7 separate regions of the Homo sapiens genome follow, and all the other regions are linked to region 5. The links are chromatin contacts, found by Hi-C or POLR2A ChIA-PET in ENCODE. All regions are on one chromosome and are shown on one strand. Each heading gives the region's core, a stretch centred on a gene start or an enhancer-like site at or near the end of the contact. The rest is flanking DNA. Distances are from core to core; before and after follow the strand shown.

Region 1 (3,161 bases), core at 181-2,680, 580 kb before region 5:
ATGGCTGACTATTTCAGATATCTCTCTCTGATGGATGAAGAAACTAAGACCACAGAAGGTAAAGTGACTTGTAGTGGAGTGTATTCACTGAGGAATGAGACTATTGAGTTCTGGATGAAGAGTAATCTTGAATAAGTGACTTAACAGCTCTGAACCTCAGTTGCCCCAACATCCGTGGGTTGTTTGGAAATGTCTACATTCTTGATTCCAGGTCAAAGGTGTTTTCTGTTACGCCACATCCAGTAGTATTGTGCCCGGAATTGGTGGGTTCTTGGTCTCACTGACTTCAAGAATGAAGCCGGGGACCCTCGCGGTGACTGTTACAGTTCTTGAAGGCGGCGTGTCCGCAGTTTGTTCCTTCTGATGTTCAGATGTATTCGGAGTTTCTTCCTTCTGGTGGGTTTGTGGTCTCGCTAGCTCAGGAGTGAAGCTGCAGACCTTCGCAGTGAGTGTTACAGTTCTTAAGGCGGGGCGTCTGGAGTTGTTTGTTTCTCCCGGTAGGTTCCTGGTCTCGCTAGCTCAGGAGTGAAGCTGCAGACCTTCGCGGTGAGTGTTACAGCTCATAAAAGCAGTGTGGACCCAAAGAGTGAGCAGTAGCAAGATTTATTGCAAAGAGCAAAAGAAAAAACCTTCCACAGTGTGGAAGGGGACCCCAGCGGGTTGCCACTGCTGGCTCGAGCAGCCTGCTTTTATTCTCTTATCTGGCCCCACCCACATCCTGCTGATTGGTAGGGCCCAGTGGCCGGTTTTGTCAGGGCACTAATTGGTGCGTTTACAATCCCTGAGCTAGATACAAAGGTTCTCCATGTCCCCATCAGATTAGTTAGATACAGAGTTTGGACACACAGGTTCTCCAAGGCTCCACCAGAGCAGCTACATACAGAGTGTGGATTGGTGCATTCACAAACCTTGAGCTAAACACAAGGTGCTGTTTGGTGTGTTTAAAAACCTTGAGCTAGATACAGAGTGCCGATTGGTGTATTTACAATCCCTAAGCTAGACATAAAGGTTCTCCAAGGCCCCACGAGAGCAGCTAGATACAGAGTGTGTATTAGTGCACTCACAAACTTTGAGCTAGACACAGGGTGCTGATTGGTGTGTTTACAAACCTTGAGCTAGACATAAAAGTTCTCCAAGGCCCCACCAGAGCAGCTAGATACAGTGTTGATTGGTGCACTCACAAACCCGGAGCTAGACACAGGGTGCTGATTGGTGTGTTTACAATCCCTGAGCCAGCCATAAAGACTCTCCACCTCCCCACCAGACTCAGGAGCCCAGCTGGCTTCACCCAGTGGGTCCTGCACCGGGCTGCAGGTGGAGCTGCCTGCCCGTCCTGCGCCGTGCGCTCGCACTCCTCAGCCCTTGGGCGGTCGATGGGACTGGGCGCCGTGGAGCAGGGGGCGGTGCTCGTCGGGGAGGCTCGGGCTGCACAGGAACCCACGGAGGCGGGGGAAGGCTCAGGCATGGCGGGCTGCAGTCCTGAGGCCTGCCCCGCGGGAAGGCAGCTAAGGCCCGGTGAGAAATCGAGCGCAGCGTCGGTGGGCTGGCACTGCTGGGGGACCCAGTACACCCTCCGCAGCCGCTGGCCCGGGTGCTAAGTCCCTCATTGCCCCGGGCCAGCAGGGCCGGCCGGCTGCTCCGAGTTTGGGGCCCGCCAAGCCCACGCCCACCCGGAACTCCAGCTGGCCCGCAAGCGCCGCACGCAGCCCCAGTTCCCGCTCGCGCCTCTCCCTCCACACCTCCCTGCAAGCTGAGGGAGTGGGCTCTGGCCTTGGCCACCCGAGAAAGGGGCTCCCACAGTGCAGCGGTGGGCTGAAGGGCTCTTCAAGTGCCGCCAAAGTAGGAGCCCAGGCAGAGGAGGCGCCTAAAGAAAGCGAGGGCTGTGAGGACTGCCAGCACGCTGTCACCTCTCAGTATCGTTTTGCCTTTTTTAAAGCTTGGAGAAGGAATGTTCGTAGATTTGGTATACTCTGCTCACTTTTACCCAGTAGCATTCTGGGACAAAGTTGGCAGACTTGTTGTAGGAATAAAAATGGGGCTTAAGGAACTTAAATTTATAAAGTGCCTACTATGTGTCAGGCACTTTACATACATCTCGCTTAATTCCTGCAAAACCCAAAAGAAAATGTAGGAGATAGGGGTTATTATTCTCATTCTCAATTGGAGAAATTGAACCTCTGATAGGTTAAGCAATATAACTGAGGTGGCTCAGCCAGATGCCAACCAAGTCCCAAACCAGGTGGTTCTTGTCTCCAAAGTCTAGGTGTTTATGAAACTGGAAATGGCTATTTTGTGACCTTTGGCATTGCCCAAGTCCCATTAGATTTCTCCTTGATTAGCTACCAAGAAGGATACATTATGGATCAGATCTCCTTTGGTGTTCAGAGCCAAGATTCAAACTGGGCTGACTTGAGCCCAAAGCTGGTGCTTTCAGTCATCTCATTTCATTACCCTCAAACAGTATCAGGGCAGAACCTGTTTCAGGAATGAGACAGCACAGTGCTTAGGAGGTGCCTGTCATAAGTTTGAGCTTCTGGACCAGTTGGATTTGACTAGAGGGAAACTTGTTTCAATGGCTATTGGCACTTCCTCCCTTTTGTTGGATGTAGGGTAGCCACGGACAGGGGACATTTGAAAGACTTGGGAGATTTGGGCCAGACTTGGTGATAGTCGCCAGTGCTGTGTAGTGGGTGGGCTTTGGAATCAGTCATTCCTGGCTTAAGTTCTAGTTCCATCTCTACCTAGCTCTATATACAGAGAGTGATTTATGAGATGGTTCTAAGCCAATTTCCTTTATGGTAAAAAGATAATCACAATAACACCTAACTCACGGGTTGTTTTGGAGATTAAATGAAAACATTTGTAAAGAAGAAGCAAACTGGAGGCATAACCCAGTCCATAGGTTGCCTACAAGGTGTTTTTTTTTTTTTTTTTGAGACAGAGTCTCGCCCTCTCGCCCAAGCTGGAGTGCAGCGCTGTGATCTCGGCTCACTGCAACCTCTGCCTCTCGGGCTCAAGTGATTGTCATGCCTCAGCCTCCTGAGTAGCTGGAACTGTAGGTGTGCACTACCACGCCTGGCTAATTTTTGTATTTTTAGTAGAGACGGGTTTCACCATGTTGGCCAGGCTAGTCTCGAATTCCTGGCCTCAAGTGATCCATC
Region 2 (2,881 bases), core at 42-2,541, 900 kb before region 5:
GAGATCTTGGTTAAGAAATTATAAAATATAAATAGAATATTAGCGACTTGGGTTATTTGGTTGTTGAGAAAGGGTTCTCTAGAGAAAATATAATTTCATAACTGCAGTACTTATTCAATTAGACTAGGAAGGCTCCTCAGAGGTAATCTACTTCAACCTCTTTCTGTAGGCGGAAGCCATGCTCCCAACCAATCATATTCATGAATATCCAGCCTCTGTTTGACATTATTCTTTAAGGTTGTTTGCTTTTAGAATTTTCAGCCCATTTCTTGTAAGTTCCAGTTCTAAGAAAGGCTTTTTTACATATTAAGACAACTCATTTTTCCTGAAACTTGCAATCTTTTCCACTGACTGCCTTTTGTGATTCTGATTGGTGGTGACTTTCTGGTTTTCTCTTTACCTCTGTGGGTGACTAAAGGTGATTTTTTTTGTTTTTCAGAATAATAGTAATCAACTACATAATCTCCAGAAACTGCCAGCAACTTCCAAATTCCTCTTCACATAGCTTCTCAAATACTTCATTAGAACCAGTGTGAAAAATTTAAAATACAATGTGACATTTCTCTAGTAGAATGTAAGCTTCATGAGGGAAAAGACAACGCGTCTCCTTCCTGTATTCCTAGCACCCAGTACGGCACCTGACACATAATAGTGACCTTAGAAGAATATTTAAGAGTCATTGAGTAAACATTTTGTAGAGCTGTCCATGTTTATTTTCCATTCAGTGTTTACCAGGTGTCTGCTATTTGGACAGTCACTTCATTGTTCATTAGTACATGACTTTGGTAAATATATCTCCTGTGAAGAGAAATATTATAACTACTATGGCATTCAACACTGGTATTTCAGTTACTCAACTAATCCACCCACTGATGGAGTGAACCTTGAATTAAATGCTTTGAAGAATAAAGTGAATCTTGATAAAAATCAAAGGCTGAAGAAATCTTGTTTGACAGAAGGCATGAACAAAAATGCTAAAATTAATACTGTTTGTGGAGAAACACTCATTCCACCGCAGACTAAATGGAGTTCATGAGTATCAAAATGCCTATGTGATCAAAAGGCAGAAACAGCTTCTTTTTACTAGGTCTGTTAATATTCCAGGACTCATAATATTGTGCCTACATGAGCACCTGTGTTTGTGGTAACTCAAAGTATTTGAACACCTTATCTCATCCAACCTCAAATTTCCTGTGAGGTATTTAAGCACCGAGAGCTCTTGGTACTGTTTTCAAGATGAAGCAGATGAATTAGAGAGGCTGTTCACACACCAAATTTCACAGAAGCCTATGGAGGAAATGACGGGGAGACTTACCAGTTAACACCCAGTTGCAGAAATCAATGTCAGAGCTTGAAAGGACCTTATAAACCCCTGATCCAATGTGGACTTTCCTAGTAAGACTTCTGTTTGCAGTGACTTGGTTCATTTCACCAACCACAAGAATTTTAAGTAATTTTTAATCATAAAAGTAACATAGAACATAGTAATACATATATACGTACATACATGATACAGAAAGGTATCAAAAAACAAAAACATATATTACTTCCTCCTCTAACATTCCAGTGCCAGTTTCCAAAGATTCCTATTACCCAGAGGTAACCACTGTTAATAATTTTTAATGTATATTTCCAAAAATTTTTTATGCATTTAGAAATGTGTGCATGTGGGTGATGGGTGCACCAAAATCTCAGAAATCACCACTAAAGAACTTACTCATGTAACCAAACACCATGTGGTCCCCCAAAAACCTATTGAAATAAATAAATAATAACATAATAAAGACTTAATAAAAAGTAAAATAAAAATGTGTACATGTATACATACACGCAATGACAGTTGGTCCTCAAATAACATCATTCCATTCAGTGTCATTTCATTATACTGTTGATTGGAAAAAAATTGATTTCTGCCCGGGGCCCCTGTCTGTGTGGAGTTCCCATGTTCTCCCCATGTCTGTGTGGGTTTTCTCTGGGTATTCTGGTTTCCTCCCACATCCCAAAGATGTGCATGTCAGGTGAATTGGTGTGTCTACATTGTCCCAGCCTGTGTGGGTGTGTGTGTGAGGTGCCCCCTGCTAGGGTATGGCGTCCTGGCCAGGGTGGCTTCCGCTTTGCACCCTGAGCTGCTGGGGTGGACTCTGGCCACCCTCAACCCTCATCTGGAATAATTGGGTAATAATTATCTTGTTTTTATTAATCTTTCTTAAAAGTATATATAGTTCGCATTTATTTCAGTGTTTAATATTAGAAGTGTTTTACTCTTTAGAAGTTTGGTGATGTTTTTGTGACCAGAAATATGCCATAGGAACTTAGCTCTTGTTTATATCAATTAGCCTGCAGTAATTTGGTTCCATTGTGTGTTTCCTTAAAGCTGAAGTTTCCAAGTACCTACTGATGACGTTAAGTGAGGACTTAACTTGTGTGTTGCAGCTCCTATTAAATTGCTGCACTTGGAAGCATAGTAGTCATTTCAAACTTTAAAAAGATCTTCTGCTATTCTGTTCCAATTCTGACCTTCTCACAGTTTTATTCATCTAGTAAACACCAACTCGATCCTTCCAGTTGCTCAGGTCAAAACCTTTAAGTCATCTTTGGTTCCTCTCTATCCAAAACACCATCTATCTAATTCACCAGCAAATCTTATTGAGTATATGTTAAAAATATCTCCAGAATCCAACCACTTATCACCATCTCCATTGCTTCCACCCTAACTCAAGCCACTAGCATCTGTTGCCTGAATTATTACAATAGCCTTCTAACTGGTCTCCCTACTACTACATAGCTTTCTACTGTCTATACTCAGGATAGCAGACAGAAGGATCCTGTGAAAACACAAGTCAGGTCGTATACCTTCCATGCGCAAAAAACATTCAAATGC
Region 3 (2,956 bases), core at 14-2,513, 680 kb before region 5:
TTTAATGATTCATTTACCTGCATAATATTTGTATTCAGAACTGCGGTGTTTCTAGCCAACGGCAGAATGCTCAGCTGAATTATCTTTTTCTTTCACAGCATAACAGAGTGGAGCACAGTCAAATTGAAGATGGCCTTCACTACACTGTCAGAATTAGATTGTCTGGCAAATGATCCAGGCCTATTTCTCAAACCCACATGTAATGTTCTGACTACCAACGTGCCCGTAGAGTCATTAACAAGCATCCTAAAACATGCTGTACATATTTAAATGATTAGGAGAGGAGTATGGATGATGAGGCTGTTTCTAATGGTGCTTCAGCTTTTATCAATTATGCAATGCAACACAGATGTGAGCCTTCACCTTTGTTTTTTGTGTGCTGCTAAAGTGCACTCCCTTTTAAAGCAGTGTTTATTTCCTTTTATCTAGCTTAAGCTCAGTGCTTGGGCAAGGGGGTTGTTCCAATGCAGACAATCCGAAGGATTCAACCTTGGCAAATCACCTTTGGCGAGGCAATTTCTGAAGAAGCTCATTTTACCCAGGACTCAGTTGTGCAACGTTATGCAATAACTGTTTGGGGCCAGTTGGTAGTAATAACAATTACCGTTTCCCTCACCCTGCTAAGATCTGTATTCAGAAATTGCCGAGAAGGCCGGGTGCGATGGCTCACGCCTGTAATCCCAGCACTTTGGGAGGCCTAGGCTGGCGGATCACCTGAGGTCAGGAGTTTGACACCAGCCTGGCTAACACGGTGAAACCCTGTTTCTACTAAAAATACAAAAAATTATTCAGGTGTGGTGGTGAGTGCCTGTAATCCCAGCTACTTGGGAGGCTGAGGCAGGAGAATCACTTGAACCGGGGAGGCAGAGGTTGCAGTGAGCCGAGATTGCACCATTGCACTCCAGCTTGAGCAACAAGAGTGAAACTCCATCTCAGAAAAAAAAGAAAGAAAGAAAGAAAGAAATTGCCCAGAATTGAGACACTGAGGTCCCCAAGCCCAATCAAGGGGCTAGGTATCAAACCACTGATAAGAGTCTGAGCATCTGGAAGGTAAGATTCATGCCTTTACTGTTCCTACAGCATTTCATCCTCTGGTGCTCAGTTAACACTGTAACTGACACGCGAAAAGGGCAGGTGCACGGTGGGTTATTTTCAGACTTCACATCTGTGTGGCAGTTACACTTCTGAGCCTATAGATTAATTCAGCGCAACCGGTTCCAACCCTTTCTAGCTTGTTGTTGACACGAGGCTTGCATGGTCTCAGAAGGTCTCAAAGCTATCGATAACCTAGGTTAGGCTGTTGCCCAAGAGAAAAGCCTCAAAGGAAATGACTTAACTGTGGTATACACTAGCGGTACCCAAGTCAATGTTAGGTGGTACATGGATAAACATATTTTTTATTTTAAGGATTATATATTTACCTTCACCATTAATTATAGCAAGTGATACAGGTTTTCCATTTACAGTGATGATATAAAATTTCCTACTTAAAGTTCTTTAAATTAAAAAGCAATTAATTTAAAGAAAAATTAAGTAAATAATAAAACAGTGTTATTGGTATGGCAAGAACTATAAAGTTGCTTTATAAATGACTAAAGTCTAGGATATCCTGATTTAAGGCTTAAGAGTTTAATAATGCTACCATGTATCAAGTGCTTTATGGCACCAGAAAAATGTCCATAAGCACCTGGGATTCTATATGTTATTAAATCCTACAGTATCCCTATCAGATAGATTTATTATACCCATTTTACAGATGAGAAAACTGATACTCTACAACTTGCCGAAGGGCATAAAGCTAGAGATTGGGGATCCAGAGTGCTAGTCTATGTCTGCCAGACTTTTAGTCCCTTACCACTACATTATGTTGCTGCCAAGTACAAGATTTAAGGTCTAATCATCCATCCATTCATCCAACATACCTACGGAGCACCTATGATATACCTAACAATGTCCTGGATTAAAAGAAGGGGGCCCTCATTTCCTTCCCTTCAAGTAGCCTAATCTAGTAAATGGCAGATGAGATCTTGGTCAGAGGGGAAAAAAAAGGGCTTCTCATCTTGGGCTTCAACTCATGCTCAAGGAGGCAGGCTACATTTTGGCCAAAAACAATATGCAGAACTCCCTACTTAAAAGACAAAACTCATAATCTTATAAATATTTAGAATATTTATAAGTGAATATTTAGAATATTTTATAAGTGAGCAGGAGACTGATTCCTATAATAAACACATTGCTGTTAAAAGAGGCAAAAGGCTTCCAAAAGAATCCTTAGGCAAGTCTCATTTTATGAAAACCCTATATATAAAAATTAAGCCATAGAAAATGTGTTTCCATTACAAAACGTGCTCCACTTTACCAAAAGGAGTTTCAGTAGGACTTCCTACTGTTGTGAGCTTCCTTGGAGCTTTCTAAAGAGAAAGTAACTACTGAAGACATTACTGTACGTAGTATTTCCATGCTGTCCAGACAGTAGAGAATGAATATTACCTATTGTCTCCTGTTGTCAAAATTTATAATTTGAAAATATAAAAGAAAAATATATGAAATAAGACAGTCATGCCCTTCCTTCCTACACATTCATGAAAAAAGAAACCCTCCAATCTGAAAGAGGAAACCCACCAACCAAGCGGGTAGACACACATCATCCTTGTTTTCCTTCTTCACAGCATAATGGTTCTGTGTTCTTAAAGGAAATCATCCAGCAGTCCTTAACAAGGAGTTCATGGACCAACTTCAGGAGGGGGCTGTTCATGAGTGTCCTCAAATGTCATTCAAATTTTGTGGATGTAAACGTTTTCTGGGTAGACAGTCCATAGGGTTCTTTGGATTCTCAAAGTCATCCATGCTGCCCTCCCAAGTTATAGCCCCACTAGACTAGGTGACCAACCACCTGTCCTCCCTATCACACGTGCATGAACTATTAGGAAAATACAGTAAATAAAACTTAGCTGAG
Region 4 (3,237 bases), core at 33-2,532, 720 kb before region 5:
AGCTTAGAGTCTAGCGAAGAGAAATGCAACTGAAGCCATTAACTTTAATAACAGGCAGAGGGGGAAAAACATCTTTGAAAAAGTACTGAGTAACACATAAGGGACAAGAAGCAAAATGTTAAAGATGATTATTCTGAAGTGACTCTTTTAGCCTAGAAGCAGCCCATTAAGCAGCCAGGAAACCAAGCAGGCACCTCACTCCTTTACCACTGCTGCAAAATTGGTGCCTCTCTCCTTTTCTTTCTCATAGGCCCAAGGGAAGGATCCAATTTAATAAGAAACAAGTTGATTTTTCTTCCAAGAAACTTCCCCTGGGTTCTAACCATGATGGGGGTCTGTGAGAGGACTCACAAGTACTCACTCCCTCGGGGGAATATAACATCTTCTAGGAAAAGAAAAAGAGTTTTTGCTTGTGGAGGCTGCTTTTTGTCTGTGCAGAAAGCTAAAAATGGCAGAGGAAACAATCTCTTTGAGCTTCAAAGTCCAGAGTATTTTCCACCTCCTCACCTGAAATAACTTCCTCCTTTTTGTGTCCTTCAAGGTCCAGTTGAAGATCCATTTCCTCTAAGAGGCTTCCTCTGACATTAGGGCTCTCTTTTATGGATCTTTTAACTCCGGTGGCACCTACGGTTTGACCTCCTCACTTTGCCCTTAGCCAACTGCCTCGTAGTGTCTGTTATATGGCAAACTTTCCCATGGACAAAGCTTTGGCAGATATCCTCTCCTTTAAACTTCAAAATAACTCCTGACTCTTAGCTCTAGGCTTCTTGCATTTGTAGCAGAAAAGCATGCCCCTTGGGGTCAGTAGACCTGGGGGTGTGTGGGGTTTTGCTTTGCTAACCCCTACTTCAGCAACATGCCAGGTCTGTGACCCTTCAGAAGCTGTTTAACCTCTCTGAGGTCGCTCATGGGTAAAATGCAAGATTTTTAAGAGGATTACAAAGAACATTTGTAATGGCCTCTTGCTCCATGTCCTATCTCAGACAACTTGATTTTTCAGTTGTCTAGAGAGCAGACACTAGCATCCTAACAATGCCTGGAGTTCTGCCTTAAACATAGTTGGTGCCCAAGGAATGAATGTATAAGCACTCAAGGAGCATTAGAATGCACCAATCTTCTTCTGCTGAACACAGTGTGTTCCTTAGTCCTCCAAGATGGCACCTGGAGAGCCAAAACAGCCACTCTAAGGAGAGCTTTTAAGACACAGAATTTCTAGGCAACTTCCTAAGGGAACATAAAGCCCAGATGATGGAATCAAGGCCCACGCCAGCCAGCAATGAGAAGATTTCCTGAGCAGGCAGTACAGCTGGCTCTTGTGCCAAGAGCTTGGCTACTCTGCCTCCTTTGAAAACCCATTACCAAATCATGGCAAGCGAAATTTAATTTTAAAAAGGGAAATGATTTATGTGCTACAGAAATAAAAAAGTGACAGAAGCAGGAAAGCTTGCATACATTTCATTTTTTTGAAATTAGACCTATAATTTTTTCATTAAAGAATAATGCCAAGTTGGGAAAGCCAATGCATTCTAAGCAGAAAATCACGGAGAGGTGTATAATGAAAGTCCTGTCAGCATGGAAACCCCATGTCTCACAGAGTCCATGAGAACACAGAGCAGTTCACTATCTGCCCCCTTCAACTTCTAAATAGTTTGCACTCTTAAAGAGCCCTATCCTCATTTCTGTTTCTGTGATGAGATGGGAAGCCACCGGAGGTCTGAGCAGAGAAATGGCCGCTCTGGCTGGGGTGTTAAAAACAGACCAAAGGACAGCAAGGGCTGAGGCAAGGAGGCTGGCATAACAGAGATGAAGGGTATTGGTGGCTGGCACCAGGGTTTCTTGATTCCAGTCCAGTGGGTTTCAGATTTTGAATGCTTGTGATTATTCCTTTCCTAACCACTTCCCAACACGCCAATCTCTCTATTTAAATCCTACAAAATCTACTGTACATTCATCATCTAGAAAGCTAGCGATCAGTTATCTGTTTTCCATCAGCCTGATCTCAGGAAGTCTGAGAGCTCTTTCTGAGCAGGGTCTGGGCTGAGAGGCAGCCTAATGTAAAGGTGCAAAGAGCACGGACACTGAGCACGTATGCTGATTTTGCCAATTGCTGGCCATGAAATGTTGCTGTGCTTCAGTGTCCTTATCTGTGAAACAGGGGATAGCAATGATACTGACATACGCTATAAACGTATCCATCCATTCATGTAACCAATATTTACTACAGCTACTATGTGCTGGGTACTGCTCTGTTGCCTGCACACATGGCTGTGAATAAGACAGAAAATCCCTATATACATTTACAAAGAGCTTATGTGGCAGTGTGTGTGTGTGTGTGTGTGTGTGTGTGTGTGTGTGTTGTGGGGCGGGGGAGGTGGGTGGAGGGGGCGGGACAGACTGTAAACATGTAAAGAAACAAATATAGGAGTTAATTTCAGATAATGATGAGTTACAGAAAGATAATGACACACTGGGTGATGGGATAGAGCTGGGCTTGTGGAAGAGGGATGGTCAGAGAAGACTTCCCTGGGGAGGAGATATTTGAGCCAAGGCCCAAATGATCTGGGAAAGAGCCAGATCTGTGATATCTGGGGATATACATTCCATGCAGAGGGACAAACAAACAAGTATTTCTGGAATAAGCGATGTGGAATGATTTTTAATAGCAAATGACATACTTCATTTTCCCCAGCAGTCTGTATCAATATGAAATAATTTTGTGGGTGTTTTCTGAGGAACCACTACAGAACCAGTATGTGGTTAAGGTTGTGTTGGGTGCTGCAAGAGGCACAAGAAGGGTAGGTTAACAATGAGTACTTAAACAGCACTTACATGGACCATCTAAGTGCTTTTACTCATTAGCTCATTTAATCTTCACAATAGTCCTGTGAGGTCAATACCTGTGAGGTCAGGTCCACAGTTATCTCACATTTTGTCACTCCCCTTTCCACATACTATAAAAGTGGGAAATTTTCTGTCTCGTTCACAACTGTTGTCCTCATAGACCAGAACAGCACCTCACATATAATAGCTGTGGAATAAACCCTGGTTAAATGAATGAATGAATGAATGAATGAATGAGAGCCTATCATGTGTCAGGCACTGTAATAGGCTCTAAGCATCTCCACACAGCCTCACCTACAGTTCAAGGAACTTATATCCATCTAGTTCCCTGGCAGGACATAATAAAGGGGATTACAGAGAATCTTCATTTATCAAGGAGGCTGCTTAAGTCAAGCG
Region 5 (3,011 bases), core at 70-2,569:
TAGCAAATGTTTATTATTTATTGTTTTCAGCCACTAAGTCTCATGCAGCAATAAATAACGAATATGAATGGTAACCAAATGACTGGCTGGAGAACTAGAACCTTTTCAAGCCTGCCTCCTTCAATTCATTCAACAAATACTTATTGAGATATTACATGCCAGGCATTAGATGTGGTTCCTGCCCTCAAACTGCTGATCTTCTGATGGGGCATGATGTGGTGGGAAAAATTTTTTTTAAAAATTAAAAATCAAAATTCCTTTTAAACTTCTGGAAAATGATTAGAAAGAGCAGAGATATGGAGCCAGCCAGAAGGGCTCCAATTGCAGTCTCCAGATATGGGTTTTTGGGCTAACAACTCCTTTGAGCTTCAGTTTCTTCATCTGCACAGATGAAAACTACTTCTGAAAAGTTTGTAGAATTAAATAAAATAATGTATTAAAAATACCTGGCATGATACCTGGCATATATTAGTGGCTCAACAAATGCCGATTCTATGAGTATTACTCTTCATCTTTTTAATGTAGGGAATAATCATTAGATTGTGCAGCGTTGTTGAGTGTGCATAAAGAGATAAGCACAGGGCATGATCCATTTTAGATGCAACCAGAGTATTTATTTCTGTTAGTTTCTGTGGACCCTATAAATTATGTTATGACCATAGGAGATGAAAATAATTTTATGAAGAACTTTTGAGGTTCTAATTTTTGTTTAAAATGGACACTTTACTTCTTAAACTGAGGATCTGGTTATTGTTTGTAAAAGATCTTACTATAAGCCAGTAGAAAGAATGGAAAACATGAGTAGGATGGGACATCTGGAATCAAACTTTAGATCACCATATGCAACAAAGTAGAGTGAAAATGGGATTGGAGATCAGAAATTCTGAATTCTTCCTTTGCCTCTGAGTGTCCACTGATGTCCATCACCAAAGGGAGGTGTCAAATAGTTCAGTTCCTTAGGATTATACAACTTGATGAAGGGTTATCATCACAATTATTATTTATAAAACCCATTTCTACTACAACATAACACCATGAAGGATTAGCATTTCTCATAAATTTTCAAGAATTTGACCAACTTGCATCAGTTGCATTAATCTAATATTTATTAAAATTTCTAAAGTAATATCTGAAATTGGAAAGACACATACACAAGCCCAATATCTCCCAAAAAGTGAAAAATCAGTGCTAGACTACATTGGATTTTATTTCTTGAGGAACTAAACATGACCACTAGATGGCACTGGAGTCTGATTTCATCTTTCTATTTCCAGAACAGTCCGTGGGAAAACAACGGTAAGGCTATCATAAATTTTCTGAGTCAGTTACTTGCTTATCTGATGTGGTACAAGATAAAAAACATTTTTGTATTATTTTTGAAGTTCCTAGTAATCCCGTCAATAAATAAACATAATGCCTACTCTTAATCGGAAGCCAACCGATCTCACAAGTGAGTTTCATCATCCTTTGAAGAGCTTCCTGTAAGTAAATTTAAGTTTCTACAAATGAAATAAATTATAATTTACAACCAAAAAGAAAGAAAGAAAGAAAGAGACATGATGTGCCTTTGCCAAAGCGCTGACTCCTGCTGTTAATTTCCTCTAGCAATTCAAATTTCAGTTATGAAACATCTAGGACGGTACCCAGAAATTCATTCAACAAATATTTATTGAGACTTCTAGGATTACAAGGCCCACATAGACACTGAGAGGCAGTGGACACCTGCATGGAGTTTATTTTCTAGGGGAAGAATCAGACAATAAGCAAATGAATAGATACAATAGTTTTATATGCTATGAAGAAAATCAGTGGGTAATGTGATAAAGATAAATAGGGGCAAGCTGAGGCACCTTTGATAAGGTATGCAGAAATCTTCTCTGAAAAGGTGTTAAGGTGGAACTAAAATGACAAGGTAGAGTCATTCATAGAAGGAAGTTTAGCCTGGTCAAGGAACCAAGAGGCAATGAATAGGAATTTGGAGAGGCAGGCAGGCCAGAACATGGAGTGACTTAGAGTTTGTATTCATCTTATTGTACAAGCCACTGAAAGGTTTTAAGCAAGCAAGTTGCACAATCTGATTACATTTTTAAAACATCATTCTGGCTGCTAGTGGGGAATGGATTGTGTGACACAGGGTAACACTAGCAAGTGCTTAATAAATGAATGAATGAATGAATAAATGATGGTGCCTACTATGTGCCTAGTACCAACAAGGTGCTTTTGATTCGCTGAAATTCACTTTACACATTATCACACTGATAGAGTTAGACACTCTTTAGGCAGGTTCTCAAATTTGAGGGTCCATCAGAATCACCTGCAGCACCTGTTAAAACACAGATGACTGGACCACATCTGTTATCATGTTCCCCTCCACCATCACTTCCTCCCGCCACAGCTTCTGATTCAGGAGATCTGGGGTGGGGCCAAGAATCTGCATTACTAACAAGTTTCCAGATGATGCTGATGTTACCAATGTGAGGACCACACTTGGAGAACCACTGCTGTAAGAGGCTGGGCATAAAATGCCAGCAGCTGTTAAAACAAGCAAAAATAGAGAGAACTTATTTTAGTTCTGTTACAGTTCAGCCTTCTGGGTGTTAGAGACCACATTCATTCCTTTCTTGTATTACTAAAGTGGGAAATATCGTTCATTTCCTGACCAAGGATGATGTCCCTTTCTCCCTTACTAACAGAGTTCGAGTGTTGTTCAAGATTATTATTGTGTCCAAGTTCACAGTTGAATCAGGATTCACTTGAACCAAATGTACCAATTGGTACCAAAGCTACCAATTGACTTGGTAGCTTTGCCAGATTAGATACTCACTATCTCAGCCTTTCTTGCATGGTCATGGGACAGAGGTCTGACCAAGAAAAAGTAATGGAAGCCTGTTGAAGATTCTGAGAAAGACTTTCCTTTTTAATAAAAAGGAGAGCAGTGAGAAAAAAGTATTTATTTGTAGGAGACAAATCAGTGAATATTCTCATGCATAAATTGCCACAATTTAAAAAAT
Region 6 (3,156 bases), core at 563-3,062, 960 kb before region 5:
TTGGAAGTGTCTTATATCCCCAGAATTTCCTTTGAATCGTAATATTTAGGATATTAGGGAAATAGTCAAAGATTGGATTGTTTCTATCTTCTTAAAGTTTTCATGGTAATAAAATATTCCAACTTCAGATTTGGAAGTGTCTTATATCCCCAGAATTTCCTTTGAATCGTAATATTTTTCTCTCTAAATTTTATTCTGTCTACAGAGCTACTCTGTTTCTCATCTTAGTTTGTTAATTTATTATTTTAACATACACTTAGTTCTTTGGAATCTTGGGGAAATTAAATATGATATTAAATATGATTATACAGCAGAGGGTACTTTTTTGGATATTTATCAGATTCTATAAGGATAAGATACTCCTGGACAGTAAATTGCATGATTGGGAAGTTCATTAACTTTTCCAGGCCACTGTATCTGATAAGTTAGAAATGTAATATATGAAATTGTGATCTAAGGTATTATACTTCTGGGGACATGGACAAATATTGTACATCTTGTTTACAGATATAAATGATCACAAAAGTCTTTCATTGTAAAGTAACCAGTATACAGTCATCAAGGAATATAAAGTTTATATGAAAAATCGGGAGTGGCTCCAGATATTTCTTTTAACTTGCTAACTTGACTAAACATCTTAAAGTTTGAGTCAAATAGTTTACATTAACTGGAAGTCATTATTATTCACGGATATGCATTTGCTTTTAATATTTTGACATTTGTGAAACACTGTTAAAATAATTGCTTATTAGAAAAGATCTTTTTTCCATAAGTTTTTTTGTTTTGACAGTGATGTGAAATTTGAAAGTAAAGAACGAACAGCATGTAAAGGAAAGATTGCCATATCAGGTATGCTATAAATGAATCTTTTATATTGCTGAATAAATTCTATAACGTAACTACATGGTGGATTTTGTTTTATGCCCTGTCTCCATTCTCTTCATTTTGTTTTTCATACCTCTATCAGAATATTTGTTCTAAAACACTGTTTTTAGCATTATATGCTACATTGATATAGAACTTTAGAGTTTAAGAAAACTGTTTCATATGTTACATACTCTACAGTTTTCTCCCTAGTGCAGTCTTGTAAAATAGGTAGAGTAATTGTTATTTTCTACAGACTCAGAGGCTAAGTGACTGAGCTAGGCCAAACCCAAGTCTTTTGACTCTGTTCCTTTCCTGCTCAGAAGCTATAATAATGTTTTTAATGTTTTGTCTAGGTCAGAAGTTCCATGAGGTTTTGGTACCATGTTTATTTTGGTCATCACTTTACACCCAGAAGCTAGCATGGTGCTTGGCTCATAGTAATTGCTCAGTGACTCTTGGATGGATGGCTGCTCTTCATTGCCTGTAGTGTAAAGACCAAACATTTTTCTCCAGTCTTCCATTTTGACCCAATTTTTTTTCTAGTCATATCTTCTATTACTCCTAAACATAAGCTGTCGCCTTTAGCAGACATTTCTCTCCTTGTCCTGGCAACATAACCCATGCTTCTGACACCCAATTAGCTTGTGAAATAACTACATTCTCTTAAATATCTGTTTGTTTATCTATATATAATATAATCTCTGTTACCGTTCCAACTAGAAAGGATGTTTCCTTTCTCTCAATTCCTAATGCAGTTAGGAGACCCTTCACCACTAGATGGCACTTATGCTGTGCAGTCTCAGTTTCTCCAAAGTGTTCAGGAAGCTAAAGACAATGGCTTGGAGATGCCACAGATTGAAATGAATACATGGCTGACTCGTGTGTACACTAGTCAGATAATGCACTTTTACAAATATTTTCTTATCAGTACATTTTTGAAACAATAGTATATACCTCCATTGGTCCTTAAGTAATCACTAGGTTATTGGCTAAAAGTCTTGTACTAGAGAGCCTGCTGCTACATTTGAGGTACTGTCACCTAAGGAACTGTTTCTAGTAATATTTTTCTGGATAAACAAAATTATCACACAGGACGGTAGACCTACATTTTACAAAGTACGTAAATGGCCAAAATCTGAAGAATTGCATTCAGCTAAGCAAAATATTCTTCAGAAAATAACTGGAATATGTAAAAATTTGTTGCTTGTTTTATAGTTATTTATATTTGTTTTTATCTTTATAATACAAAACAAAACATGTTTTATCCTTGTATTCTTTTGCTATCAAACATGTATTTTTATGTGGTATTGTTCATTATGTGCAATAAATTTTTTGTGAATAAATTACTATAGATCTTTGAGATTTTATAAAAACTAAACATATCCTTCATTTCTTGCTTCTAATATAGTGTCACTCAGTATATAAATGACATATGTTAAGTTGCTGTTAAACACTCAAATGCCATGATAGTCAACATCTATTGTCATTTCATAACAGTTTATTGATTGTAGCAATTCATAATATTAGAAATAACTGTACATTTAGAAGGAGGCTCAAGTAAAAGTATTTAAAATAAAATAAAAAACTATTTCCTGCCCACAATTACTCAAGTGTAAAAATTGAACTTATTTCTGCATGTGTTTCTTCTTTCCAAAAGATAATTTTAAATTAAGGAACGGAAACTCTGAGAAAATCGGATACTTACGTAATGTCTTTTCATCTTTGCCTAGACTTAATTATATCTTGTATGTGTTTGTAAAAACAAAATAAAAAATGAATTCACCTTTATAAATCCATTTTTTCTTGATATTGGGATGAAAATGTGACCTTTGTTTTGGTAAAGATGAATATTTGCAACAAAGTGTCATAATGTTTTGAGATTACATTGATAGCCAGAAAATACCTGGGTTTTCTGTTTCCAGCTACATCACTCCCTGGCCAGGTCTTTATGAAACTAAATCACAAATTTATTATTTCTGCTGAACATCAAATATTTACCATATGTAAATGTAGTATTTACCGTAATTATATTGTGGTAATTAGCTTAGTCACCGACTACTAATTTAATGAATAAACCAAATCAGTTCACCAAGTACCTTAGTTTTCACTTTTGAAAATGATAGACAGACTTCTGGGACTTGATAGCATCAAGTCAGCTGTCTTATTATGACTCTCCCAGTTTACCATTAAAATGGCAATGAAGACATAAAACAAGACAAAAGTTAGAGTACTGTAAACTGAAACTGAGCCATTTGCAAGAATCTGGAAGGAAGTTCTATCATTGGAAGC
Region 7 (2,949 bases), core at 361-2,860, 980 kb before region 5:
TCTCTTGTAACAACTGTATTCTACAGATAATTACTAAATATGATCTTGCCTAATCTCTTTCTTCTAGTATCATAAATAAATGTATCTCCAGTTAAATATCTGGTTTTAACTCATCAAATACTCCTCTATCAGTGTCCAATTCTAAACTGGTTGACTCACCTCTGTTTTAATGAAGTGCTGGCTTCTACATGTATTTTGATCTGCAACTGAGAGCTGTATGTGTTGTAAGTACTATGTGTCTGATGATGGGCTCGCGGTGTGTTTTTCTTTTGAGTCAGGTACTACAGCTAGGCTCATGCAGCCTCATACTGAGTAGGAGATAATTATACCACAAAGTGGTAGCATAAGACAGAGATGTGCATTGGAGGAAAGGGCACATAATGATTCTGAAATTCAGACCTGTGTTTGTAGAAAACGAGGTGAGCTCCGTGTTGATAATTTTGAACACATATTTTATTGTTGTAAGGATATGGGTCATTCATAATGCAAGGGGACCATCATTCCCAACTGGGAAGCTTCTAGTATCACCTAGTCCAAAAGGTCTTAAAGAGGCATTTTACCTATTTGAGGAAGGGTATCCATTATATTTTTAAAGTACATTCTCAAACCAACTGCTTTTAAAAGGGTCTTGCAGTTAAAATGACCACATAATATCCACTACGGGATAAGTGCAAGATTGGTGCAACATTGGGACAACAGACCCAGACAGGGTCTGTCCCAGGCAAATGAAAAAACATGGGCACCTATTTATGGAGGAAAAATGCCCAAGGGTTTCTAGGCGATGAGGGCTGGAGGGTTGATTTGGTAGACTCTTCAAGAAGAGGCTTCCTCTTGCCTTTTCAAGGGGGAAATAAAGATAAACTAGGGACAATGAATTTTAAGGACTTTTCAAGGGTGTGATATCTTTGCTGCTTTCATTTTGATTTTTAAAAATCCCATGTTTCCCTTTATAATTAACAAAATCCATGAATTAAAATGGGTCTTTGTGCTAATCTTTAGGGCAGCAAGAAATGAGGCTCTTGAGAAATAGTACCCCATTTTGCTATCACCTTAGATGTTGGAGAGGGAAAGAGAGGGCGAGAGAGCTGAAAGAAATCCTTCGCAAGAAAACAAAGTAAGTGGACAGAGTAGTTGGCGGGGAACATCTGGGATTATAAACACTGGGGGCAAAGACAAGACCTTGTGAAATGCCTGACATAGTATCTCACGAACCTGATGAATAAAACCATGATATCTGGGTGACCCTGGTGACAACGCTGGGAAAGGTGAGAGGAAACAGAGAGCGCTGTGTTTGAGAGTAATGTTATTGGTTCTTTAGGAACGAGACCGTGGGCTCTTAGTGACGCTGTGGGTTCCTGAGTTGTCTGGGAGTACAGGGACTGCAGCCTCGAGTCTGTCCAGCTACGATCACTTTGGAAGGCCTTCGGTGGGATGCGGGCAGAAAGCTCCCAGTGCAAAGGGCGTGCCACGAAAACCACCAGCCAGAAACCTGAGCTGGGACAGGTGCGCTCCGCCGCCGAAGCTTTCCCCGCGGCCCCTCCCACTCCCGTCCCAGGCCCGCCCACATCCCTGTCCGGGACTTAAGTCCGGCACCGCCGCCCTCTCCCCCGCCCCGCCGCGCTAGAGCCTGGGGTCTCGGCAACTTCCGGCGGCGGGAGCTGCAGAGCGCAAGGCGCGCCCACTGCGCGTGCGCTTCGGCCCGGCTCCTCCTGCGCCCCCGGCCCCTGCGACTGGGACTTGGTACGGCCGGGCGGTTGGCGTCCTCTGCGGCTCCTGCCAGGGGCGGGCTTTTCAAATCTTCCCTTTGAAGGAGTGGCGACGGCCCGGACAGTTCGCGTTGGAGATGGAGGGGCCGAGCCTGAGGGGTCCTGCGCTCCGCCTGGCGGGGCTTCCCACCCAGCAGGTGAGTTGCGGGAGGGACCCTGCCGCGGAAGGTGAGGGAGCCGGGGTTCTGTTCCTCGCGCATTTGCTTTGTGGAGGAGTCGGGAAAGCCTCTCCCCCGCTCCTCTATTTCAGCGGTGGCCAGAAACAAAGGGAGGGATTAGGAGACTGCGCTCTTGGGGCTCTAAAGGGCCTGGACATCGGAACCCCCGAGTTTCTCAGGCAGCTGAGGTCCGGATTGGGAAGGCGGTGCCGGGGTCCAGGCGCGCGTTTGCGGGCGCACCTGTCCGCTGCCCTCCCCAGGCTTTGGACGCCTGTCTTTTTGCAGGTGTAGGTGATGCCGGGGAAATGGGAGCCCCTCGATTCCCAAGAAACCCAGCGAGGCCAGTGGACAGCTGGCTTATTACGGATTTAATGGGAAGCACAGTAATGGAGCGATGTCTACACACAACACAGAACTGGTTGGGGGGAGGGGGTTCGGAGCGGAGTAGAGGCAAACAGCAACCTCTGCACTTTAGAAAAAGTTGAAGGTTTGATACTGGGTTCTTTCTCAAATCATTTGAAAGGAAAGAGGGAGTACACGTGACATTGGATAGAAGTTTGATGTTTGCTTTTGAGCCATGTAAAATGCGTTAGAAACCTTTTTATTTTACTTTTTACTAAACCAACATTATTTCTTGGCAGCATCAGTTATTAAAATGTTACCACTTTTCACTCTTAACCATAACTTTAGGGTCTTAAAAGAAAACTCTGATGTCTTTAAGCTGGACCTTCACTTCTATTTTAATCTCTACCTTCTTTTACCTACTTCAGAAATAGGTTAAGCCATATGAAATTGCCAGTTTTGTAGGTCAAAATTGGTAGAATATTTGCAATTTCATTCATATGGAGGCACCTGATATCTTTGTTTAAAAATCTGGGATTTCCTTAGCAGACACAAAATTATTAGTTTTCAATAATACTGTGAAAAATAAAGCAAGACATTAAGATTCATTATGCAAAAGAAGTCCAGTGTCTTTATCAGTAATACTTATGCTGTTTTATGCCAGCATTTTCAAAAATTTCAAA

Evidence for each region. A loop is a pair of places that touch in the nucleus more often than their neighbours do. ChIA-PET counts read pairs that join two places held with the same protein, here RNA polymerase II (POLR2A). Pooled maps may share reads with other maps.
Region 1: a loop to region 5 is called in a pooled map, with 9 times the contacts of the local background. The contact joins the promoter of LINC02625 here to the enhancer-like site in region 5. A Hi-C loop is called at or near these places in 1 of 168 maps with a recorded cell type or tissue (posterior vena cava) and 7 of 50 pooled maps. POLR2A ChIA-PET finds 5 or more read pairs at or near these places in 1 of 52 experiments (WTC11).
Region 2: a pooled map shows a loop between it and region 5 (10-fold over the local background). The contact joins two enhancer-like sites. A Hi-C loop is called at or near these places in 2 of 37 single-sample maps with no recorded cell type and 7 of 50 pooled maps.
Region 3: a map with no recorded cell type shows a loop between it and region 5 (6-fold over the local background). The contact joins two enhancer-like sites. A Hi-C loop is called at or near these places in 3 of 37 single-sample maps with no recorded cell type and 2 of 50 pooled maps.
Region 4: a pooled map shows a loop between it and region 5 (4-fold over the local background). The contact joins two enhancer-like sites. A Hi-C loop is called at or near these places in 4 of 37 single-sample maps with no recorded cell type and 7 of 50 pooled maps.
Region 6: a map of MCF 10A shows a loop between it and region 5 (4-fold over the local background). The contact joins two enhancer-like sites. A Hi-C loop is called at or near these places in 3 of 168 maps with a recorded cell type or tissue (GM12878, MCF 10A and PC-9), 13 of 37 single-sample maps with no recorded cell type and 14 of 50 pooled maps.
Region 7: a loop to region 5 is called in a map of naive thymus-derived CD4-positive, alpha-beta T cell, with 3 times the contacts of the local background. The contact joins the promoter of RTKN2 here to the enhancer-like site in region 5. A Hi-C loop is called at or near these places in 1 of 168 maps with a recorded cell type or tissue (naive thymus-derived CD4-positive, alpha-beta T cell), 2 of 37 single-sample maps with no recorded cell type and 6 of 50 pooled maps.

Annotation. Positions count from the first base shown.
Region 1 is chr10:61,866,214-61,869,374 of GRCh38, reverse strand. It overlaps LINC02625 (long intergenic non-protein coding RNA 2625), which reads left to right and starts at 1,430. Exons shown (of 5, transcript XR_001747461.2): 1 at 1,430-1,515. RefSeq lists an enhancer at 910-1,069 and silencers at 1,290-1,379, 1,151-1,445.
Region 2 is chr10:62,181,946-62,184,826 of GRCh38, reverse strand. It overlaps a transcript of RTKN2 not described here. Among named protein-coding and RNA genes, the nearest start is that of LINC02621, 76 kb to the left of the region's middle. Within about 2 kb of position 1,291, at least 5 of the 41 ENCODE cell types and tissues checked have a DNase peak (open chromatin) inside an H3K27ac peak, as active enhancers do.
Region 3 is chr10:61,959,743-61,962,698 of GRCh38, reverse strand. All of the region lies in intron 3 of ARID5B (AT-rich interaction domain 5B), which reads right to left. Among named protein-coding and RNA genes, the nearest start is that of ARID5B, 60 kb to the right of the region's middle. Within about 2 kb of position 1,263, at least 4 of the 41 ENCODE cell types and tissues checked have a DNase peak (open chromatin) inside an H3K27ac peak, as active enhancers do.
Region 4 is chr10:62,007,181-62,010,417 of GRCh38, reverse strand. The region is part of intron 4 of ARID5B (AT-rich interaction domain 5B); the gene reads right to left. Among named protein-coding and RNA genes, the nearest start is that of ARID5B, 110 kb to the right of the region's middle. Within about 2 kb of position 1,282, at least 2 of the 41 ENCODE cell types and tissues checked have a DNase peak (open chromatin) inside an H3K27ac peak, as active enhancers do.
Region 5 is chr10:61,282,704-61,285,714 of GRCh38, reverse strand. No RefSeq gene overlaps it. Among named protein-coding and RNA genes, the nearest start is that of TMEM26-AS1, 170 kb to the left of the region's middle. Within about 2 kb of position 1,319, at least 3 of the 41 ENCODE cell types and tissues checked have a DNase peak (open chromatin) inside an H3K27ac peak, as active enhancers do.
Region 6 is chr10:62,243,692-62,246,847 of GRCh38, reverse strand. RTKN2 (rhotekin 2) reads left to right here. Exons shown (of 12, transcript NM_145307.4): 3 at 791-849. Among named protein-coding and RNA genes, the nearest start is that of LINC02621, 14 kb to the left of the region's middle. Within about 2 kb of position 1,812, at least 7 of the 41 ENCODE cell types and tissues checked have a DNase peak (open chromatin) inside an H3K27ac peak, as active enhancers do.
Region 7 is chr10:62,267,505-62,270,453 of GRCh38, reverse strand. RTKN2 (rhotekin 2) reads left to right here and starts at 1,610. Exons shown (of 12, transcript NM_145307.4): 1 at 1,610-1,903. The coding sequence starts at 1,844. All of the region lies in intron 1 of LINC02621 (long intergenic non-protein coding RNA 2621), which reads right to left. RefSeq lists a silencer at 1,529-1,858.